2 separate regions of the Homo sapiens genome follow, and region 1 is linked to region 2. The links are chromatin loops, found by intact Hi-C in ENCODE. Cell type or tissue: ascending aorta. All regions are shown on one strand. Links, peaks and the distances in the headings refer to the core of each region. The heading gives the core; the rest is flanking DNA.

Region 1 (8,351 bases), core at 158-8,157, 91 kb after region 2:
GTTTGCTGAATTGCATTAATAAAAATAAATTTAATATTGAAAGTGATCAAGATTTTTCAATGCAACAATTAGATGGATTTAAGTGTTCATCTGTAAAAAGAGACAACTTGAAAATATATGTTCAAATTTAAAAAATGTTAGCTACACAGATAAAATGGAAAACAGGGAATTCACATAAAGTTAATTGCAAGTTCATTTTGGTCTATTCTTATGTGTGGATTTATCGATGTATATTATGAGATATCACTCTAATGGAATTGAAAGAATAATTTAGATTCCCCAACAGTATATATTTAACAAGGCACAATCTACTTGCTGACATCTTAAAGATAGGTATGAGGATTGTCTCTTCTTGTATCTTTATTTTAACTTGAAAACTTTATTTTAACTTAGTGGATTTTTTGAAGACTACACTACCATAGTTTATTGTCAGGGGAAGAGAGATTTTATTATTAAAAATGGATCTGTAGCTTATCATATTATGTATACTCTCTTATTGCCACTTCAACCAAAAATTCATGCAAGTTTAAAAAAATGACTTTCCAGGAAATTAAATTGTAAAAATCTAGACATTAATGTTATTTCTAGATGTGCCATTTAAAAACCCTTACTATGGCTGATTTCAAACACTTAGGAAAATTAATGACTGCCAGATGAAGTATATACTGTCTGTGGACATGGTCAGGTTTAAGCATAGTTTGCCTTTGAATGATCCTTTCTATTCACTCACCGTCTTCTGTATAATTAATAGCCACTCTCCCAAATCACATGCCAATTAATGAGATGCAGATAAAGGCTTAAAGGTCTGTACTGCAATTCAGTCTTAATGAAAGTCAATATCCTTTTGCCAAGAAAGCTCAGATCACATTTGGCTTTCACAGATAATTAGGAGGGTTTTCAGAGAACCAAATAGCAGCGACTGGTAAATATTAGATCTTTTAAATAAATGCCATATTTAGCAGGAAAAGGAACTGTTAGAAATGACTTTTCAATTTTACAGAAATAAGTGTGTTTAATTCTCTTAAAATGATATTTAAAAGTAAACAAGATAAGCATATATATACACATATCTAAAATGGTATTCCACATAAGACTTTTCATCAAGTATAATCATTTGAAAATAGTCCTTATTTACATGACTTGATTCCTCTTGTATCAAATGTTGACTCTTAAGACATGTAAAAAGGCTCTCCATTAACTAATTCCATCTTCCCTGCTTCAAAGTCTTTCTCACCCTATATAAATGTGGCATGGGCATATTAAACTACAGAGTCTATGAGATAGGTACATGATTTTTATTTTATGAAGATACTGAAGCCAGTTAAGGAGTGAATTCTGATGTTAAACAAGGGCTTTGGATTTTGAGTATCTTTTTCTGTTACAACTCTGCCACTCTAAATTGGTTATATAAATAGAAGATGGTCAAATCACTTATGATGGCCTTCTTAAATTGCTTTAGACACAGGTAACACTAGACACGTTGAGACCCTACACAAGGAGTACTTTGACCTTAAGTATAAAGTTACTTACAGTATCTGTACTGTAGGAGGGACAACTTGATCATCAAGAAAGAAAATAAAGTCAGGCATTGGTTCCCTTCTTATTGTTACTTCTTAGTGACTTTTTTCATTCCCTTTTCAAGGCAAGAACTAAACCCACTTTAGGAAAACTGATACACAAACAGTAGGTGAGAGTCTTTCCTTCGAGCAGACACTGGATAAAAGCAGAACTTTTCATGGAGCTGCAAAAGTTCCATGTAAAGAATATCTGCCAAATTTGTAGAGGTCTATAAACTCCAAACTGTGATTTGATGAGTATGTCTTGGGAATCTTTCAATTTTCATACCTCCGAGATGTTATGAGACACAAATAAAGGTATTTGTTATTTACTTATTTTTCATTAAAAATTTTATCATTTTATTAACATCATATTATCTAATTTAATGCTCATAACAGCCTTATGACATGGATCTTACATTGCCCCCATTTTCAGATGAGTGCTCAAATGCTCAGAGAGATAACGGTTATCTGGCAAGTAGTTAGAGAGCCCAGGTTCACACTTGTGCAGTGCAGCAAATTTTACACAATGCACTACCTACCTGCTGAGCTGTGCACTGAAAATGCGGCCTTATTTTCACTTGCCAATCACTTACTGAGTTCCTGTTATGCACAAGACACTGGATAGTTGCCAAAGATGAATGTATTTGGATCAACAGATTAAACAGAAGAAAAATACTCCACACTTTTGCTTCCACTACACAAACATTCCTTGACATTTCAACACCTGTTCTTCTCAAATCATTTGGTATTTCTAATACTTTAAAGGTGCTTTTTCTCTAACAGCCTATAATACAAATACAGACTATCACCTGGAATAAAGCATGTTGTCAGAAAAGTTAGGATGGAGCTTTACATCTTTGCATGTGTGTACAGAGCTCCCCTCACCAAAATATGTGTCTGATGGACAGAACCCAGAATCTGTGGAGTATGAGACGAGTTAGTCAACTACTCCTCATGTAACAACTTTTAAAACAAGAATTTAAGGCTCTGATCTCACTAACTGAAATGTTTTTATACCAACAAGTTTATCAACAGGCAAATAGCTGATCAACCAGTATTCTGTAATATAAAATAAAATCTCTGGTGACCTTAAATGAGACATCTCTACAATTTCTTTCCTATTGCTGCAAAGAATAATTACTGAAAAAAAGTTTGACAAATGTGAAAAGACAATTACCCTTTATCAATTATATGTTAGAAATTAGTAACCTCCCCACGATTCCAGGTTCCTTTCTGAAACCTGTCAATTATCTCGTTTCAACAAAAGGTACGATGAAAACCTTTCTTTAATGACTCACAGAAGCACTGGATTAAACAGTGTATCTAAATGGAGTAACCTCAAGGTGCACTGCAGCACCAAAATAGCATATGATAACTAGAATTGAAGAGTCCACAAAGTGAACTATGTACAATATTTATTTAACCACCAGGACTGACAGTTAAAGCAAACTTTTGATCAGCTCCACATCATACTGTATTATACGGAAATGTAATTTGGAAATTCTGCAATAAAATCAAAGTAATACGTGATGGTGTCACAGATTTCAAAGCTGGTAAGGTAGAATATATCTAGGCAACTTCTGCCAATTTTCCAGATGACAAATCTCAGTTCTAAAGAGGTAACATCACTTCCCCAATGTCAAATGGCAGTGTTTCCCAGAAGTTGACCTGAAAACCAGATTTCTACCACCCATTTCAGAGCTCTTTCCACAAAATAACGTGCACCCACACCATCTAACCTCTTTGCCTCTTCCCCCTGGAAGGAAAACTCGTGAATCCAAATCCTCACTGACACACAAACCAAGAAAATTCCAACTGATGTCATGAGGCACTTGAAAATGTTTTTCAATTAAAAGTAAAGTTTAAATTGGTCAACATGAAAAGTTACACATGATTCAACCTATGTACTGTGGCTGCAGACTAACTATATTTCAAATAATGTACTGGTATTTGAATGACAGAAAACAGATGGGGAATGAAAAAATCAAGAACCTTTTGTGTTTTCAGTCATAGCTCTAAAAGTGGGGGAAAAGAGAAGATTTACACTGTGAGCAGCTTCATTGCTCCAGAGTTTGTACAGTGAGGAATAAAAACTCTTTATACTAATTTGAATTTTAAACACACCAGAATTACTAATAACCAGTCTTATGACAGTAATTAAGATTATTTCTAAAGTGATTAAGATTCTCTACATACTATTTGCTATATACACAGGGGGAAAATTGCCCTGAATAATTCAATCCCAGACTGTTAAAGAGTGGCTGTTAAAATAAGACGAGATAGGACTGCGCATTGTTTTCCAGCTGGGAATCCCAAATAGAAGAGAGGCACATAACATTGACAGGGATGGATTGAGAGCTACTGGAGTCCTATATCTGAATGCACACTTGGGCTGTGTTAGCCCCTAGCTTCGGGAAAAATTATAATTACCTTCTTCTCTTTACTGGAGGGTATTTATAATTACCCTCTTCTCTTCATCTTCTCCTATCCTCTCCCTCCCAAGCTAGGTAGAGCCCAACTGATGAAACAGAAGATGCTAGGGCAGTAGGAGTGGGAATTCCACCTTACCCAAGGATACACCTTCTCTTCCTCACATATTTGTATATAAGAGCAGGTGTATCCTTGGGTATTCAGGGTCAAATCAGACCTTCAGTCAGTTAGTCTAGGATCACACAGCCAGAAAGTACATCAGAGTTTCTTCTCTAAAAACAACTTCCAGCCACATAAAATCCTGGCCCTAGAGTAAGGAGGCAAACCATTATTCCACTCTCATCCAGCACAGACTTCCTTGATGCCCATCAGATGGGCTTGAGGGAAAGGTTGCCCACTGTATCTGTTTCTGACTGGCAATATACCATCCTAAACAGTGAGGATGGAGAAAGTGAGCACTACCATGATTCAGAAATTTATTATCCCAAGTGAATTACAGGACATGTGCACACACATACAGATATACATACATATAGATACATGTACACACCTACACATATACACATACACATATATACACAGATACATATATGCACACACATGCCCACACACATCCCTGGGGTTTTTTCAAACTCTTAAAGGAAAAAAAAAACTGACATTATATAGGACCCAAGATTAGCCAAACCAATTCTGTGGAAGAAAATGAAAATGTGGACTTTCTGAGTCAGATGACATAAGAAACATTCAAATGATGACTAAGGGCAATAACACCCAACAGGAGGTTGTAGACTCTGTAAAGTGCAGCTCTGGGCTTTGTCCCAAACACAACTAAAAATAGGTCGATTTAACTGCTGAATAGAGGGCTGCACTGTGAAAAGCAGCTGAAAACTGACTCCATAGTGTCATCTGCTAGTCATTTTCCCACTGCATCACACTTCACTCATATGTTAATAGTACACACCGTGACCAGAATAGTGTTAAATGTTATACCAGTCCCATGAGGGGAAGCACAGAAATCAGAACAAGGAGCTGCTCATGCTGGACTCTGACACTCAAGTGTCGTGGGCAAGTCATAACCCTTCTCTTAGCTTTTTCATTTATACAAAAAGAAATTGAAAAATGTTTCTCATGCCTACCCTAACAATCAAGTAAGCTATCAACCAAGGTAGTAGATGAAAATAGTTTCCTAAACATCAAAAGACTATAGAGATGTAACATATCTGTAATAGCTATTATCCACTTTCCAAGCCTGGGAAATAAAACAGTGTACACATCTCTCTTCAATAATCAATAGCATTCTAGATCTAGGCTCAGTATAGAGGCCCTCTCTCCCCATTCCACCATAGTTTTGCTAGACCGATTACAAGTTATAGTCAATTCTCATTATTCCGGCTTTACCACTGGAGCTGAAACCCTGGCATCTACCTTTGAGGCTCCCAGCAACCACCCTGAAGTTACTAGAACACCAGGAGCAGAATATAAAACATAACCCGCAAAGACCCCCAAGTTGGCTGTTCCAGAATGGGCTATCAATACCAAAGTTAGGTGCAGCCTACATCACAACCCATGTGTTCTAACCTCTCATAGAGTCAACTGGCTCTTCTGGATGATAATTCTGCTCTTTCTGCTGGAGTTATCATTTGAATGCAATCCTTGAAGCCGGAATTCAGCCATCAAGTTAATATGTACAAAAAAAGCCAGAGTCCAGAGACTTGATGTCACCATCAAAGAGGAGGAAGCAGGATTTCTTTGCTTGACTAGAGAAGGCTGTGGTGGTTGGAGAGCAGAGAGCAGAGAGCATGAGACAGAGCTGCAAAAGCACACAGGTGTCAGACCATGCAGGATCTCATGGGCTACAGAAAGGAGTGTGGTCTTTATATTGTGTTTTATGGGAAACAACTAAATAGTTTTAAGCAGGGCAGTGACAGGTCATATTTACAATCAGAAAAGATAAATACAGCTGCAAATCAGAGAACAATCTTGATGCATTAGGAAGTTTGTGCAGTGTCTCTGGAAACAGATGATGCCAGCCTAGATGAGGGTGTTAAGAGGAGAGAGGAAAACAAGTGGATTTAAAGGAGATATTTAGGAGGCAATAGCAACAAGACTTGGGGACAGATTGAATTCAGGGAGAGAGGAGGAGATCTCATGAATGACTTAGGTTTCTGTTCAATTGGCTTGGTGGTGGTACCATTTGCTGAGATTAGAGAAGAAAAGGCAAGGCTTGATGCTGAAGGTTATGCGTTCAGCCATAGTAGTGTTGAGTCTGAGTCTTGATTGGAATGATTCTTTTGAGATGCAATAGTTGGTACCGAAGAGAGGAGAAAATAATTCATAATGAAAATTTTCTGAGAGGGTTGGGGATACAGGAAACAAAACCCAGAAGCAGGGATTGGTATGAGATGAGTAGGACCCCTGTTATGTATGTAACTTAGGGACAAAGTTGAAAGATTGGCTGCAGGTATGGATAGTTTCCTGGTTTGGGCTGAGAGAATATGAGAGTTCCCAAATGACTTTTATTTTCTTCTGGATGGAAGGAGTAGAGTCACCTGTAGAAAATGAGGTGAGTAATAAAAAGCATGAGAATAGAGAAGATCTGAAATAGTTATTGAAAGTTTTTTTAAAAAAGTTTATTGACTAGAGGGAAAAAAGTACAGCTGTTGCACAAGTTTATGTCAGGTTGTAATTTCATAAACAAATTAATGCTTAAAGGTTACTCAAATTGTGGACCATCCTGGATCAGAAAGGAAGAAAGAGGCTAATGGAGAGAAAAGGAGGGAATCGTTGAATAATTATGCTCAAAGAAAAAAAAATGTGTGATCAGAGAAGGGGTTATCTGAGGTAGTGTTTAAAATCAGAAACAAAAGGTGTGGAAAGCCTGGAGCAGTTTAGAACTTTTGGGTATCAGAGAAAAACTTCTAGGGCTAAGTGCATACTGTGTACAGTATGCTCAGATATAAAAAGAAATGGATGATCATCACTGATTATCATTTCTTAAAAGGGGGCAGTAAGTGGTCTAAACTATTTTTCTCAAATGAGAGTTCAATTTGAAAAGTTCACACAATTCAAGGAATAATTCTCTGTATATTGCTATTTCACATAAAACTATTTTAAGAAATAATAGGCCAATATGAACACACATTTTATTCTGTCTCAATTCAAACCCTTTTCATCACTGTTACATACCTTCCCTGCTTTTACTGACTTTATATGTTGCAATTAGAAAAGTAAGCATTTTGAGCAACGTTAGCAATGTCAGAAATACTGAATTTAAAGAGGGAAGGAAGGAAGCAATTACCCCTTTTGGTGTGTTCCATGCATTAGCTGTAATTTCCATTGCCCGTTTTCTGAAAACTCATGTCTGTACCATTTATGGTGAAAAGCAAGTCAGACTTGCCGCAATCAACCAAACATTCCAATTCAAGTCACTCTGGGAAGAATTTCAACTCAGAACATACTGCGGAAATTGTCTACTGGTTTGATCATATCCACTGGTGGACACGGCTTTCAGAGTAACTTGGAAAATAAATTATAATTTGATAACTACGAACACTAGGCACAAAGTAAAATAATTACAAGGGCAGTCTTTTATAATGCCCTTTCTTATTTATGTTATTATTTGGAGTAGGGTACATATAAAATGTTTCACAAAAATCTGTTAATTTTGCAGGAAAAATAAAAACTAGTTTACTTTTTAAACAATGGCATGCATTATTTTTTTAAAAAATATTTCATACATAAAACAAATGATTTCCTAAAAAGATGTTGATACAAAGCTTCATATTTACCAAATTATCAGAGATTATTACATTGAGAGTCTTAAAACTTTAAAACAAATAAATCTAATTAAAATCAAAGTTGGAGTTTAATAATCTTTTTTGTAATTTCCGTTTTCTCACGTATTTAAGTAAAATGACCAAAATGTAGCATGATGACTGGCTCATCATACTACAGTTGTCTTTTTTAAATGATAAAAATTTAAATTTCCCAAGTCATTTCACAAGAAAACACATTAATCCTTGAAGTTATTTATTAAAAAGTATACCCAGTGACAAAATCCCAACCTCAATGACCATTTTAAAGAGTATCAGGAAATAAATATTTTGGAGACATTGTATTCACCATGTCATTTTTGGCCAAAAACCTTCAAAGATCTTCCAAACTTTATAAGCTCAATCTTTATTCATTCAACCACATTAAGTGAATGTCTGCTTCATGCCAAACTCTACCAGCCCTTCTGTGGACAACGTCAAACAGGGAGAGAAAGAATCCTGTAAAGCCCACAAAGAGCATCAGGACCATGATAGGAAGATGTGCTAAGTGTGCCGGGAATGGAAAGAAGCTTTCTTAAGGGAGGGAAAA
Region 2 (8,351 bases), core at 271-8,270:
CCAAGAAACCTCAGCTGTTGCTCTTTAGGCCTCAGCTGATTGCATGAGGCCCATCCACATTTTACAGAAGATAATCTGCTTTCTCATAAATATTAATCACATCTTTAAGGTACCTTCACAAAACACATCTAGACAAGTGTCTGACCCAACAACTGAACACCATAGACAAGTTGACCCATACAAAAAATCAACCTTCATAGTCCCTAAATTCAAAGACAAGTGTCTCATAAAAAACACACAGAGAAGAAGGCCACTTGAAGATAAAGCAAAGGGAGGTGGACACAAGTCAAGGAATCTGGCAACAGCCAGAATGATGAAAACGCAAAGAATGAATTCTCCCCTGGAGCCACAGAGGTAGTACAGCCCTGCTGACACCTTGCTTTCAGACGTCTGGCCTCCAGAAGAATAAGAGAACATATTTCTGCTGTTTTAAGGCACCCAGTTTGTGGTAATATGACAGCCACAGAAAACTGATAGCTGAAAATAGAAAATTAATATGTTCCTTATACTTTTAACCAATCAATCTAAATATTTCCTCTTTTTTCTTTTTGAGACGAAGTTTCACTCTTTTAGTCCAGGCTGGAGTACAATGGTGCAATCTTGGCACACTGCAACTTCCACCTCAGGGTTCAAGTGATTCCCCTGCTTCAGCCCCCCAAGTAGCTGGGATTACAGGCACATGCCACCACACCCAACTAATTCTGTATTTTTAGTAGAGATGGGGTTTTACCATGTTAGCCAGGCTGGTCTCGAACCCCTGACCTCAGGTGATCCACCTGCCTCAGCCTCCCAAAGTGCTGGGATTACAGGTGTGAGCCACCACGCCTGGCCATTTATTCTCTATTATATTATTTTATGATATTGTATGATATCATCTTTCCTTGTCCATTTTTCACCTACCCATACTTAAAGGATAATTTGTCAATGAAGCATTTCAAAAGCAACGAGTACCTTGCACCTAGATTTGATAATAAAAATCAATATGACCAACAAATACAGATTGTTGTTAAGTATAGTGACAATACAGAAAGAAGAAAATCAGACACTGAAGGCTATCTCTAGAGTCATGACAGCAGTGGTAGGAAAGAAGAGTGATTTTAAAGGAAGATTCATTACAATTTCACTGTGTTCTGAATTTTTAAAAAAAGAGAAATGATGACTCAAATATAACTAAATATTTGAGATTGGGGAAATAGGAAACAAAGATACATCTGAGAAGAAAGTTGAACAGAGGTGCTCTGTATCTCTCTGTCTCTCTCTCTCTCTCTCTCTCTCTGTGTGCATGTATGTGTTGACATAGGCAGTATAAGGGAAAGGTTGAAAGGAGGTGGGAGAAACAGATAAAGGTCTGAGAACTGAGCATGAATGATGAAAAATTAAGTTTGGCACATATTGAATTTCACAAATTGGGTAAACATCTTGGTACGAATGTTTTCATCAACAGAGTTACTACTGGAGAAGGTATGGAGAAAGCAAGCCAAAAATTATAGATGAGTCCATCATTAGTCCTTTTATACTTACATTAATAGGCACTGTCATCCAACAATATAATTTAATGTGATTTTTGCTACCAGCTCTGAAAATGAATAAAAATGCTACAAACAGTAAGATAAACTGTGCTAGGTTATTAATGACAAATATTAGTATTATGGGATCATTGATAAGATTTTCCTTCTAAAAGCATCACATTAAGTTTTCTGTAGTTTTTATACTGAGCTATACAAAGGAAAGAAATATATTTTAGTTTCAGAAAACAGTGATAAGAGTGAGAATGATTATTGTTCTTAATTATAACTAGGGAAGTTTTTTCTTAGTAATTTACTACACATGATGTCAGAATCACAAAATATGTTTACAAACAGCTTCAGAAACAATTTCACTTTATATAGTCCAATAACTTAAGCTTCCCCATAATTTCAGGTGGTTTTTTAAAAAAAGAAATGCTAAAAATATGGCTGGGTGCGGTGGCTCACGCCTGTAATCCCAGCACTTTGGGAGGCTGAGGTGGGTGGATCACAAGGTCAGGAGATCGAGACCATCCTGGCTAACATGGTGAAACCCCTTCTCTACTAAAAATACAAAAAAATTAGCTGGGAGTGGTGGTGGGCGCCTGTAGTCCCAGCTACTCAGGAGGCTGAGGCAGCAGAATGGCGTGAACCCGGGAGGAGGAGCTTGCAGTGAGCCGAGATCACGCCACTGCACTCCAGCCTGGGTGACAAAGCCAGACTCTGTCAAAAAAAAAAAAAAAAAAAAAAAAAGAAAGAAATGCTAAAAATAAACATATACATATTGTTTCCAGGTAGCATATAGTCTTTGTGCTTTCTGAGTATTGACTCACATGGTCCTCTTAACAACCCCATCAAACAGATACTCTTATTATTCCTACTTTATATATGAGGACATTGAGTCCCAATACAGTTAAGAATCCTGCCCAAGACCACATAGCTAGTAAGGACTGAGTCAGGATTTTATCCATGATCTAAATCACTAAGCTACACTACTCTGTGCACTGCATGCTATAAATAAAAATGACATTTACTTTAAGATTTTGTGATAGGTATTTGCAGACTTAGTAGTGTCTTTTTTATTGAAATGAAAACAAGCTGTAAAACAAAAAGATCAATTCTGAAAAGTCAAGCTTCCATGTATCCTTTGCTTTTCTAAGATCAGTGAAGATTCATCTTTGATTCATTTTGAAATTCCTTTTCTTACAAATCACGACTATATTTAACAGCCCACAGTATTCTAATGCAATTCTATCAAAGCTCTTTAAGCAAAAGAGAAAGAAAAATTCTAAAGATGGGAACCACAATAAATGGAATGTTAACATTTTAACAACAGAGAAGCAAATTTTAAATCAAAGTGAACACGAAGCTGTCAGATTAACTGCCCAGTTTTTTTTTTTTTAACAAACTTCTCTTTCTGATGAACCAAAACTTTTTTCTTGAACCACCTGAGTCAGAAAGTTTGTTTAAATGTCAACTCCATGCCATCAGATACCTTCTGGGTCAATGAACTGCATCCAACCTGGAGAAGTTAGGATGCACATAGGAAAGAAAGTACAGTTTGAGGTTTTCAAGGCATGTCACACTGGCTTCAATTCTTAGATACAGCATTATAGGCATTTACCTCTTCCACAAAGGAGAATCTTAATATGCATCAGATTCAGGCAACATTAATACTTATGTGATCAAAAGGGAAAGAGAATCAACATCAATTCTTATCCCCCTCCAAATCTTTCTACCAGCATCATTTTTTATCATACGTTGTCCCTTGGTATTGGTGACCAGTAGCCACAATGACAATTCTGCAGGGAGAGGGATGAAGGTGCCACTGCCACTGCCCTGCATGAGCTCAGACACTGAATACATCATCTTGTTAAAATGTCCGGGACTCAATGGCATTTCGCCTGGAAAACTGAGTCCCTTCCCACCACAGTGCTTCCGGTGGCAGTGGTAGCAGCAGCAGCAGCAGCTGCTGCTGCTGTTGTTCTCCTGTTCAAAATAATCTTTGGGATGTATAGAGGACATATATATACTACTAGGGTGTATGTGTCATCTTATTTTATGTCCTCAAAGCCATCATGAAATGATTTGATTCCATGAAACTAATTAAGACAGCTCAACTAATAGCTGAAGAAACTCCCATGTCTCTTCTAACATATCATCAGTACAAAAAAGCCAAGAACTTAAAATATTTTCCACTTGTTTCCAACTCTTGTTTCACAATCTACTTATTAATGAAAACCAGGAAAAATCTATACACTAGTTATTAATGGATGTATTTACTTATTGTAGCCACGTATCATAAACTATGAAATAAAAACAAAAGCTATCTTTATAACACTTTTGTAGACCTCCATATCCATAGTTCAAAACGACTTTTTTTTTTTTTTTTACAAGGGGCAAATTCTAAGACATAATTGGCAGAAAGGAGGGCATGTCAAAAACACAGAATTGTTTGTTGAATCACATCAGGCAAGTCACATTCAAAACAAACACTCAGAATTGCCTCAAGATGGGGATCAGAGTACATGCTGCACTTCATTTTCCTATCAAAAATCCCTATACGTATCAGAAGACAGAGACCCACAGCCAGACACACTCCCCACAGGGTGAAGAGTAGTGATACAAGATTGGAGTAGCCAGGGAGTCCTCCACCTCCATACATACACTTGGACCAGGGAGTGAGAAGGAGATATGATTTTCCACCACCATCCTCAGACCCCACCTAGCCCTGCTGGAGTAGTAAATTCCCCAGGTGGCTGACTACATTAGGTAGGATCAGAAAGCCTCCATACCTAGAGGACAAACTACTAGTACACTCCAACTCTGCTCAGCAACACAGCCTAACCACTCACATAACTAGTGGAGTCTGAATGCAATAAAATGTTTCAGTAGTCATATAATATTAAAAGCTAGTATTTATTAATACTAAAACACTTCATTATTCTCATAACATTAATAACTAATATCCATTAAGTGGTAGGTTTCCTTCCAAAAGCACTGCATGTGTTAATAATTTAATTCCCATGAAACCCTGTGAAGTAAGAGTTTATATATGTGAGGAAACTGAGGCACAGAAATGAGAAGTCACATTAGTCACAGGGTAACTTAGGGAATATTAATATCACAGGGCCAGCACATGGTAGTGCAGGAATTTCATCAGAGGCCATGGGGCTCTGGGCCTTATCTTCTTAACTACTTCACTAGACTTTTTCTTGAGCTAACAAGGAATCCTGATTCTAAAGATGAGCATATAGACATTTAAGGAAAGCCAATGCCATGAAAAGCAGCTAATAAATATTAATATATTTGAAAACAAGGTTAGAAGAAATTTCTCAAAAATTTAGATTAAGTATGATTAATATCATCAGGGAAATAGGAGGCTATATCCATAATAAAAATCAACTAATTTTCAGAAAAATGACAAAAATGATCACTGACATTTAAATCTCAATAGATGAGCTGAATAAGAGAATGGGCACAGCGAAAGAACAAATTAGAAGAATGAGCCAGAATTCTCCCAGAAGCTATTAAAAATACCAAGAGATACAAAGCGTGAAAGTAAAGCCAAAGGATATGAAGGACTGATTCCAATATTTGACGACAGGCTTTCCAGAAACCAAGAATAAGAAAATAAAGCATAAGGACATGTAAAGCAAGCATGGAACAAAATGTCTTAAAACTGAGGAAAGTTTTAGGCTCTTGGATTTAGAAGTTCTAATGAATGCTGGGAAAATGAGTAAAATAAACATATCTTGATATCTCATGATGAATTTTCCAGATTTATGAGGCATTTATATTTCATTTTTGAGCACCTCAAAATTAAGATAACGAAAAATACACCTAAAAGTGAGCTCATCTAAACATACCCTTTTATTTTCATGATTTCTATCATTAATGTTGATATTTTCCCAATCACTCAGGCTCCTAATGCAATGCTTTCTTTAACTCTTCCCTTTTCTGGCCATATTTGTTCTATGGTTCTACTTTATCTTCCCCTGCTATAAAGAATAGAGACTCACTAAGGCCAGCACTGGAGCCACTGTAAGACACATGTGACGTAATAAAGATAAGGGTATCACATACAAGTCTGCAATCAAGACACATCATAAGCTTGGCCTCCCAATTAGGAACTGAAGGATAGTTCTGGAACTGAGAGAGTATGTATGCATTTGAGAATCAGAAACATGAGGAATGACCATCATTACTAACGGATGCATTTCTACTCTATAGATTCCTTCTACAGATCTGCCTACCTGGGCTTCCCACCTCCAATTCACTAATTCTTACATTTCACCCTATATAGCTTTTGCTTGATTATAGTTCTTGCTTCCTTATTACTTTTAACTAAAAGTAAACTCATTTTGGTCCTAACTTTGACTCTGCCCTCATTGTCTATATTTTCTGTTTGTTACTTAAAATCTATTACATCCTAGTTTTTGTTTTACTTAGCTATCATGTGATTCTTTTCTCCTTCAGGAGACTAACTCTATACAGACCAGCTATTTCTCCTGTTAAAACAAACTCTTCTTTAATTATTCAATTTAGAAGTGTTCCTATTTGGGAATACATAAATTATTGAGCCATGTCTAATCTTTAGGATACTGCCTTCCTCTGAACTTATAATATCTGTAATTATACAACTGACTCAACAGTTCATCATGGGCTTGTTATCCAATTCACTCCTTGTTTGCTGTATTTCATAATTATTAAGTTTTTGTATTGTTTACTTAACATGGTTTATAGCTTCCTGTCTCTTCTGGGCATTCCTGTTTTAGTACTGGAGCATATTCCAGTACTTAAAGTTACTGAGTCCATTTTTCTGTCTTATGTAGCATTGAGAAAATTTAAATGCTTCAGCTTTTCATTTGTAAAATAGAGGCAGAAAGGATAAATTAACGCCTGTGGATATTATCTGATTATAATATTTAAATGGTATTAAGATGTGAAAAGCCTTGGATAAAAGACATAGGCTCCCTTACCAGAATAGAAAAAAAAGTATATTTCCCAAGTTTGGTTTCAGCACTTCTTGATTAGACAGATGTCTCTGTTTTCCCTTTGAATAAAATTCCCCCTTATTTTCTCTCACAGCAGTTCATAAAATAAGACATTCATAAATATTTTAAGTTCACAAAATAAAAAAAAATTGTTATTGATGGTAAACTGGCATGAGCAGTGCCATGGGGCCAATGCTTTGTCACAAAATATTTATCAATATCTTTATGGATAATAATACCAAAAGTAAAATCTTCCCAATGGCAATTATGTAGCTAATAGTTACATAGTTAATAGAGAGAGAAGGTACCTGATCACAAGTCTTCCCCTCACTTGCTCTGGGAACCACACCCCCACTGTGGGGGGAACTCCCAGGAGTTATGACTGCACCATGAACTGCTCACTACTCCTCACTATAGATTATTGGATGGGTTCTTGAGCCCAGATTGGCTAATTAGATTTCTCTCTCCCCCTGAGAGAGATTAGGTGACAGGGAGTCCAGTACCTCTGTCTATGGGGCTACACCATGCAGAGCAGGAGCTGTGGGAATGACCATCTATGGCAGTGTGGACTGAGAGTTCATGAAAGCTCATCTGCAGAGAGAAAGAAAAGAATGATGCAGATACACCCAGAGAAACAAGAGAGGGGCAAAGTTTAGTTCTTGGTTTGCTGTACCCTAATCATTTTAGTACATTCCAGTTTTGTTTTCGAGGTGAGTTTCTTTTTTTTTTTTTTAAGAATTTTAATGCACACAGTTGTCATTCCCAATTCTACTACTGAATATTTTTCTGTCATCTCAATGTACTGCATCTAATTTAAATGCCTGTCACCTTCTCTGGCAACTCAAATTCTAACGTCTGGTTTACAAGTCCATTCACAATTTCCACAATTTGCTTTTCTCCCCTTATCTTTCCCAGAATGTTTCACTTGTTTTGCATTTCATCTGCCCGGGTCTCTGTCCCCTGAATACACCTTAAATGTTATCTCTATCTTTTTCCCATAAGTTTTTTTCCTTTCCTCAAATGTCTGATTCTGGCTTATCACTCTAGTAATGAAGCTTGTCCTCCTCACAGGAAATGTCCCTGTCCCATCCCCCAGGTATTAATGACATCCTATGATCATTTTCTAGGTCATTCTTTGGGGTTCTATTACATATATACCATGTGGTATGAGTTTTCTTCCCTAGCGTGTAATAACTTGATTACATTGTGAGCACTGCAGGCCCACTGTGTCTAAAAAACATGTTTTTCTTTGGTTAAGAAAGTAAGAGCCTAGAAAGAATCAAAATTTAGTGGATCTGGTAGACAGATAGGCAGTCTTTAAAGAACTTTAGCTCCTTTAAAAAAAAGTTCTATAGTGATTTTCAATTATATTCTTTATATTTTACTTACAGAAGCAACAAATGAATATATTTTTACCCTAAAAACAAATCCAAGCAATATAGAATTGCACACAACATAATATGACGTTTCCCTCCATGCACGCCCACCTCCACCACATCCTCATCTCCATCCACTCCCTTCCACAGAGGTGACCATTGTTAAGAGTTTGGTATACATTGTTCCTATGTCTTACTAAAGATTTACTTGCAATTATAAACATGTTTTTCTTTTGTTAACAAAAATCAAATAATACTTTATAGCTTTTAACTTTTTTCCATTTAAGAATATATTTTATATTTTTATGATAGTACATTTAAATATACCATATTTTTTGTAATAGCTGCATTAACAGCCCAAAGGTGGGTATATAACAATTAACACAATCATTAACTTACTGATGGCTAATAGCAACAATGCCATAGTGAAAAAGACAAATAAACGTGTTTCATGTGTAGCTGAATGTGGTAAC

What was found. A loop is a pair of places that touch in the nucleus more often than their neighbours do. Peaks named below come from ENCODE experiments on the same cell type or tissue, not always from the same donor. Only the 100,000 strongest peaks of a DNase experiment are listed, where the experiment ranks them.
Region 1: it touches region 2 in a loop (2.7-fold over the local background); 2 of 110 quality-filtered maps call a loop at or near these places.

The regions. Positions count from the first base shown.
Region 1 is chr5:129,960,084-129,968,434 of GRCh38, reverse strand. The region is part of intron 2 of CHSY3 (chondroitin sulfate synthase 3); the gene reads right to left. Among named protein-coding and RNA genes, the nearest start is that of CHSY3-AS1, 58 kb to the right of the region's middle. In ascending aorta, for the core only: no CTCF peak of the experiment used is centred there; a DNase peak (open chromatin) is centred at 4,874; H3K27ac peaks cover 4,232 bases.
Region 2 is chr5:130,050,826-130,059,176 of GRCh38, reverse strand. The region is part of intron 2 of CHSY3 (chondroitin sulfate synthase 3); the gene reads right to left. Among named protein-coding and RNA genes, the nearest start is that of CHSY3-AS1, 150 kb to the right of the region's middle. In ascending aorta, for the core only: no CTCF peak of the experiment used is centred there; a DNase peak (open chromatin) is centred at 3,396; H3K27ac peaks cover 3,786 bases.